3 separate regions of the Homo sapiens genome follow, and regions 2 and 3 are each linked to region 1. The links are chromatin loops, found by intact Hi-C in ENCODE. Cell type or tissue: mammary epithelial cell. All regions are shown on one strand. Region 1 has its middle 11 kb from the start of OSR1. Region 2 has its middle 120 kb from the start of LINC00954. Region 3 overlaps LAPTM4A-DT (LAPTM4A divergent transcript).

Region 1 (2,500 bases):
TATCATCTTTGACACTCCCATTTTACAGATGAGAAATTTGACCCCGGCAATGTGATTTACCCAGTAACAGCATTGCAACTCAAAGCTGGCTTTCCTGTCATCTGGTGGGTACTCCTTACATTTTGCTCCCTGCTCCTCAATTTTGTGATTTAGATCTTGAAGGAAGAGGTCTTACCAAGGGCCTCCCTTTGTTGCTTGTCTTCAGAGGGAGGACAAAGCTTGCATCAGGCAGTGATGTTCCAGGTACAAAGCCTTTCATAGACCTGCAGGCACACAGCAATAGACAGATACACCCATGCCTGGGCCTGGGGTTTGGATGATTGCTCTTCAGTGTAGCAGCTTTATGAAAACATTAAATGTCATTACTTATTTCTTCATGTCCAAAATGTATACTTCAACATTTTTTCTCTGTAGACAAGTGTCACTTTTACTGCAATCTTCAAGCCAGATGTTCCTGGTATAAGTGGTAACAGCTGCCACACTGGCAGGAGTGTGGCTCCAGCCAAGTCACTTTCCAAAAGGACCCAAAAGCCCTCTCTGTGAGAACACTGACATGACAGAAGAAACCCATACCTGGCCCGCCTCGAGCTGCTCAGGAAACCACTGTGAAGGCTGGAACAGGGGTATTTGGGGAGGGCAGTTTGCCAAACCGCTGGCTGCATTTCCCTCTTCCTCAGTGATGAGCTGGGGTCCTGGGTAGGGAGTGCCGAATCTGCCTCCTTTTCTTCAAGCTTCTTTCAAAGCAGTGTTTGTAGTGCCAGCACCCATTATCCACATCCTCATTGGTCTCAGGACCTAGCCATTGCCCTTGCTTTCTGTCATACTTGCCACAGTCTCTATGATCTTCAGTTGACATTCTATTGTTTTTGAATTTTGCTCAAGTTGCAGCCGCCTGGTAGCATTTATCTTCTCAGTTCCCTTGGGCCTTGGTGAATTCCTCAATAAGGTCCCATCTCAGCATCAGCATTTCCAGAAAACACAGGCACAATTTGCCTTCGTCTTCAGCTAAGGCTGAAGAACTTGATTCAGCCAAAAAATAACTGTTGTCTTTGCAATTTTGGCCCTCTGGCTGAAAGGTCTATTATCCAAGAATGCCATCCTACTGAGTAAGGTTGAATTTATAAGACACATGAATACATGAACAGACACACAAACACACTCTCTCCAAAACATAGCTATGGGTGGCTGCAGCGTGATGCTTTCTCCAAGAGATGGCGAGCTCATTCAAACAAAGTCTTGGCTTCTTCCCATGGGTGTGAGGCCAGCATTTAGTGGGAATAAATCACTTTAGGTTTTGAGTCTGGCTAGGTGTGAACTCAAAGGATGGAAAACCTTTTGGGGATGAGCTTTCCAGAAACCAGTGGCCAGCAGAGGTCACTTGGCCCAGGGCCTCCAGGAGTGGTCCAGCCATTGCCCCTCCATCCAGGATCATGGGCCTCAGCCCTGTAAAGAAGCAGCTTCCTCCCTAGAAAGACCAAGAGGTGGTGGAAAGAGACAGGCTTCTAGTCCATGTCTCTAGAACATGCCTCTCCCCAGCTACTTGTTTTTGGGCAAACAGCTTAACCACCTGAAACTTCAGTTTCCTCATCTGTAAAAACAGGATGAACACAAGTTCTATGGGATTATTGTGATTAATGAACTAACGTTTGTAAAGTTCGTGGCACAAAGGGAATAACTGATAAATCCTATTTTCTTCTGCAGACTAGACTGTGATTTTTATCACTTATTGAGCTGAAGGATCTTTTAGGAGAATTTCCTCCTCAAAATCAGAACCGTTCTCAAGCCTGGTGCTGCAAGTACAATAAGAACAACTGTGCCCATTATTACGCCAGTGTTGCTCAGTTCCAAGTCCACATTTCTACGCTCTGCTGTGTGACACCAGGGCTGGGATCTGCAGGCTAAAGTTTTCCTCTGTCAGATGACTTTCTCTTAGATTTTGCAAATAGGGGCATGGGAGCAGCAACCAGGGGTTGGCCTCTAGCGATGGACTTTCACTTAGCATCGCCAGTTGGTTCCAATCTTCAACTTCTTTCAGCACTCCCAGAACCAATCTCATCATGCCCTAGGAAGGTGCCCTCCCCAGTGGGGCAATAACTGTCCTCAGAGAGCTGAACCTCTACTCCATGGACTTCCTATAGACTTCCTGAGCCACCCAGAAGCAGCAAGGATGTGCTGCCTCCTCAGAGGGCTGAGCCCAGTCCTACAGGGTTCGTCCTCTGAGCTTCTAGATGCTGACACCCACAATCTTTGCCTTTGTTTCCCCACCCTTTCCCTAGTGCTCCCAGTTTGCTTTCTTGGACCAGTTTAACCCATCTTCTATATTAAATTCTCTCTGTTGAAATGCCTAGTGTGGTTTCTGTTGTCCTGACTGGACCCCAACTGATACACAGATCAAGAGTGCCAGTTTTCCTAGACGATCCTCATTCACACTGGCTTTCCTAGGATCTTGTCTTGTTTTTGTCCCAGACGCAATTGTCCTGGTTTCTGTGATAAATTGTAA
Region 2 (2,500 bases), 380 kb after region 1:
GCTGGGGTGCCAGGGTGGGCAAAGAAGCCGGGGAAGACAAAAACAAAGACCTGTTTTCTGGCATGGTTAGCTGGGAGTGAGGGGCAGTCACTCACAGTGGGAGAAAAGAAAAGGGAAGAAAGAGTGAGTCTAGGAGAGAAGGGTGTTCAGTGTGGGTGTGCTCAGCATGGGGTGCCTGCAGAACACCCACAGGCTGATGTTGTGTGGGTGCAGCTCAGCCTGTAAGCTCTGGGATGGCCAGTGGCTGGGGGCTGTGAGGCTGAGCTGAGGGACTCTCAGGAGTGGTGTGAATGCAGGGGCTAGCACCACCATTAGTGTGCTGTTTAGTATACCCTGCCGCTTGTGCTCCGTGGCGACCAGGGGTGGCTGCGCTGCCAGATGGAGACACAGGTGTGGTGTTTGGGAAGTGGGGCTGGGTTCTTGGGGCTGCGGGTTCCAAACTGCGAAACTGCAAACTACAGACTTTATGCTGCGTGTGAAAGACTAAGGGGCAGGGAGAAAGGGGCTGCAGAATGGCAAAATTGTCTCGTGAGGCCAAGGGATTGTGGCTTTGGCCTGTTATTCTGAGAGTTCAGACTGTAACCCAAGGCCGGAAGACGGCTGAAAGTCACGCCAGAGCCTCCTGTCTTCCCAGGGTGGAAACTGTGTTTCGAGTTGCCTGGCTAAATCCCCAAGAGGTGCTCTCTCGGGAAGCAGCTGGGAGAGGAGGACAGAGGGATGTGCAGACAGCAAGCAGGCAGCGCTGGGCACCGCTCAGGGTATAGAAGCCACCAAGCCCTAGACCCCGGCAACCTTGCAGGTGGCTCAGGAAGAAGGCTGGGCTTTGTCCCCACCTCGCAGCTCCCAGCACACTGGAGGGTGGCGGCACACAAGCGTGTTGTTCTCCAAAGCCACTGGGGCACTTCCTGTCAGTTCACATAATTGAGTATTACAGTATTTAAATTGCAAATTGACGATTATTTTTACAGGTGTCATTTTAAATATAACACGAAATTTCTTGACATGACATCAGCCCTACCACACAAACAGCTGCACCAGGCCGCCTGCATGTGTGGGGCACATGGCTGGGCCAGTCATGTTACGACGTACACCACAGAAGTGCAGTGGGAGAGCATGTGTGTGTGTGTGTGTGTGTGTGTGTGTGTGTGTTACTGACATGGTGTGACAGTCAGTGTATAGATGTGTGTGGTTGGGAATGTGTATGTGTGGACCCATGTTTGTGTGTGATGGTGAACATGTATGTCTGTACAGATCCATGTGAATGAAGGTGGGAGGCATGGGGTATGTGGAGACATTGGGCCTAGTGTGCCGGAAACTGTGTGTCAGAGCACCCCGCTGGAGGCCCCAGCCCCACAGGAGATCATCGCTAGACAGGCGGAACCTGGCCTGTCTCTGTCTCTAGAGCTGACCATGAGGTTGCTGCAGGAAGTAGACAAGCTCTATTCTTAAGGTAGAGGGGCTGCCAGGGTGGCCCAAGGTGGTGCTGCAGTGCCCTCCAGTGGACAGTGCCCCCGCCCCAACCCCCAGCCAGACCCACAAGTGGATTGAGAGCATGCAGCGTGTGCCTGACCCCGGGCCCACGTCCTCATCACTCACCCACCTGAGTGGTACCGAAGAGCCTGCCCTGAGGCTCCCCCAGCTCACAAAGGCAAAGACTTAGGGGAGCTTGGGTCAGGGCTGAAATTCACCACCCAGGGCCCTCCAGCCTTTACCCCAGCTGGGCCAGGCATGCCATGGCAATGCCCCCACCTCCAAGGTTGGCCACGGGTGAGCCTCTTCCAGGAAGTTTCCCGAGTCCCCAGGCGAGAGGAACTCCCTTCCCTCGCAGCCCTTCCTCAGGGTACAACTGGGTCTCCAAGGGGCTACAGTGCCCCTTGAGTCCCTCTAGAAGCCTCAGAAAACAAGGCCTGGGCCTGGCATGGCACCTGCTACCTGCACTGAGCAGAACACAGAGCAAGACAAAGAGAAGACGCTCTACAAAACAGCAAGTGTTCATTTACTGTTTCATGTAACTAACTGTGAGGTTTTTAGAGACAGAGACAGAGACAGAGAAGGGAGAAGGGGCAAACGACGCAGGCTCTGACCTTCACCTAGCCCTGTACTTAAGCAGTACTTAAGCAGGGAGTGTGAGCACTGTACTTAAGCAGGGAGTGGGTGACTCAAATGTAGCAACTGTGCTAGGCAGCTATTTTTAGAGTGGAAAAAGGGATATCTCAGGGAGAGACTTAAACCTAACAAAAGAAGAATTTTTCTGGGCTTCCACTCTAGCAAAATGTTATTCGTGGCACCAACAAGCACCCACCAGGCTGTCTGGCCACAGATGAAGAAGCAGCACAAAGCTGCATGGGCACTGGCCTGGCCTCAGCCTGGGCTCCCGAGGCCAGCAGTCACTGCCACTGGCCAACGCCCTGAGGGATGGGGCATTGCAGAGGAAAGCAGGGGCATCCAACCACTGGGAGCCAGAGGGTTCTAGGAAGGCCAACCATGGCCCACCTTTGCC
Region 3 (2,500 bases), 730 kb after region 1:
GGATGGCTTCAGCCCAGGGAGTTGAGGCTGCACTGAGCCATGATTGTGCCACTGCACTCCAGCCTGGGCAAGAGAGAGAGACTTTGTCTCAATCGATCAATCAATCAAACATTCTCACCAGTCACCAGATACACCCTTCCAAGGCACAAAACAGACTGTGCCCTTTCCCTGTCAAAAACCTTCCACTGCCCGGCTGGGCGCGGTGGATCACGCCTGTAATCCCAGCACTTTGGGAGGCCGAGGCGGGTGGATCACGAGGTCAGGAGATCGAGACCATCCTGGCTAACACGGTGAAACACTGTCTCTACTAAAAATACAAAAAAATTAGCTGGGCTTGGTGGCAGGCGCCTGTAGTCCCAGCTACTCAGGAGGCTGAGGTAGGAGAATGGCGTGAACCCGGGAGGTGGAGCTTGCAGTGAGCCGAGATCGCGCCACTGCACTCCAGCCTGGGCGACAGAGCCAGACTCTGTCTCAAAAAAAAAAAAAAAACAACAAAAAACAAAAAACAAACAAACAAAAAAAACACCTTCCACTGCCCCCGCCAATAGGAGAGAGAAAAGAATTCCATAAACACCCGTACTTCATACTTCAGTATCATGGCAGACAGCGCCCACCGCACGGTTGTGCCACCTGAGTCCCATAACAGCTCTCTGACCCAGGCAGAAGTCCCCTTTGAAAGATGAGAAGCTGTGGCTCCAGGGGACACATGACTGGCCTAAGGGCACTCAGGAGGCCTCCTGGAAGCTGGGTCCCTTACCTCCAGCCAGGGACCCTCCCAGTGCCCATCCCCTCCCCTAATTACCTCTAAAGACCCAGTCTGGTTACTTGCTATGAACCAGTCTCAGGCATTGGGAACCACAGGGATGGGCCAGAGACACACACAAACCAAGAAAACATCTTTGTGGTATCACAAAGCAAAGTGTGAGATGTCAGCCGGAACCAGGAGTGGCCAGCCTGGACGGTTGCCACTATGGAGGTCCCCGGAGTAAATGTCCGCCTACCCTCACTAGGACCCGTGGGAGGCCAGTGTTCCAGCGGCCACTTCAGGAGACACAGGGTCAAAGGGCTGATGTGTCTTTCTGTGATTCCGTCCTGAGGGGCCAGAGGGGTGTGACCAGGGAGTGCCTGCCCCAGCACATAGGATGCCCCAGTGTGGAGTCCTTAAATGAGCAGGCAGCACGTGTTTACTGGAACCCATATTGAGCCAGAGAAACACAAGAGAGGTAAAAATTATATCATTGTAAACAAGAAACCAAAGTTGCTTTTCGTTAATGAGGTGAATAAAACTGACATTTGCATCAGTCATCTTGCATCCAGCACAAGAAACCTGCCCGTGGGTAAGGCCGCCCTCTTGCGTCGCTGCCTTGTAATGTCAACTCGTCTTAGCCGCATCTGCCCCTTCTCCCTGCGTGCAGGTCAGCACTTGGTACGTTCCTAGGGAAACACCAGGCTTCAGTTGGCTCCTTGGGGCAGGGGCAGCAGCCGCCCAAGCCGGGCTACAGCTACTCTATCCGAACCAGTTTGTTCCTTGACACTTTTTACATGTTTACGCTCTCAAAAATTATTGAGGATCCCAATATGTTTATGTGGCTAATATCTACTGAGTTATACCATACTGGCAACTAACACTGATAATTTTAATATTTATTTAAAAATTTCATTTTATAATATAACTTTTTCTTTTTCCTTTTCTTTTTATTATTTTTTTCTTTTTTTGAGACGGAGTCTCGCTCTGTCACTCAGGCTGGAGTGCAGTGGCACAATCTCGGCTCACTGCAACCCCTGCCTCCTGGGTTCAAACAATTCTTGTGCCTCAGCCTCCATCTCATGCCTCCTCAGCTGGCACTACAGGCGCCACCACACCTGGCTAATTTGTTTGTATTTTTAGTAGAGACGGGGTTTCATCATGTTGGCCAGACTGGTCTTGAACTCCTGACCTCAGGTGATCCACTCGCCTCAGCTTCCCAAAGTGCTGGGATTACAGATGTGAGCCACTGCGCCCAGCCAGTATAACATTTTAATAAAAATAACTAGTTTTTTTTTAATGTACAGAAAGTGGCATTATTTTATACTTTTGCAACCCTCCCTTTAAGACCTGGATTAGTAGAAGACAACTGATTTTCACATTTGCTTCTAAACGCAATCTCTCGCCGTATCATATCATGTAGCCTCTGGAATACTCCGCTGTACACCTGAGACAGAATGAAAGTGGAAAGGGCAAATAACGTGTTTGTATGGTTACATATTTTTATTTTTTCCAATCTGAATAGCAATCAGTTTATATTGTTATGAAAACAAGTTTGATCTTGGGACGCTCTGTCTTGAAAGTCGTGGGAATGCCCAAGCAGCCCCAGACCACTTTGAGCACTGCTGAATTAAGAATATGGTCATGTGACATCGGGCACGGTGGCTCACGCCTGTCATCCCAGTACTTTGGGAGGCCGAGGTGGGTGGATCACCTGAGGTCAGGAGTTCGAGATCAGCCTGGCCAACATGTTGA

The links. Peaks named below come from ENCODE experiments on the same cell type or tissue, not always from the same donor. Only the 100,000 strongest peaks of a DNase experiment are listed, where the experiment ranks them.
Region 2: a loop joins it to region 1, with 15 times the contacts of the local background. A loop is called at or near these places in 21 of 110 quality-filtered maps.
Region 3: it touches region 1 in a loop (13-fold over the local background); 4 of 110 quality-filtered maps call a loop at or near these places.

What each region holds. Positions count from the first base shown.
Region 1 is chr2:19,368,338-19,370,837 of GRCh38, forward strand. No RefSeq gene overlaps it. Among named protein-coding and RNA genes, the nearest start is that of OSR1, 11 kb to the left of the region's middle. RefSeq lists a silencer at 1,091-1,385. In mammary epithelial cell, a CTCF peak has its summit at 1,201; no DNase peak of the experiment used is centred here.
Region 2 is chr2:19,745,342-19,747,841 of GRCh38, forward strand. No RefSeq gene overlaps it. Among named protein-coding and RNA genes, the nearest start is that of LINC00954, 120 kb to the right of the region's middle. In mammary epithelial cell, a CTCF peak has its summit at 1,485 (motif pointing left); no DNase peak of the experiment used is centred here.
Region 3 is chr2:20,097,003-20,099,502 of GRCh38, forward strand. All of the region lies in intron 2 of LAPTM4A-DT (LAPTM4A divergent transcript), which reads left to right. Among named protein-coding and RNA genes, the nearest start is that of LAPTM4A-DT, 46 kb to the left of the region's middle. In mammary epithelial cell, a CTCF peak has its summit at 1,342 (motif pointing left); a DNase peak (open chromatin) is centred at 1,369.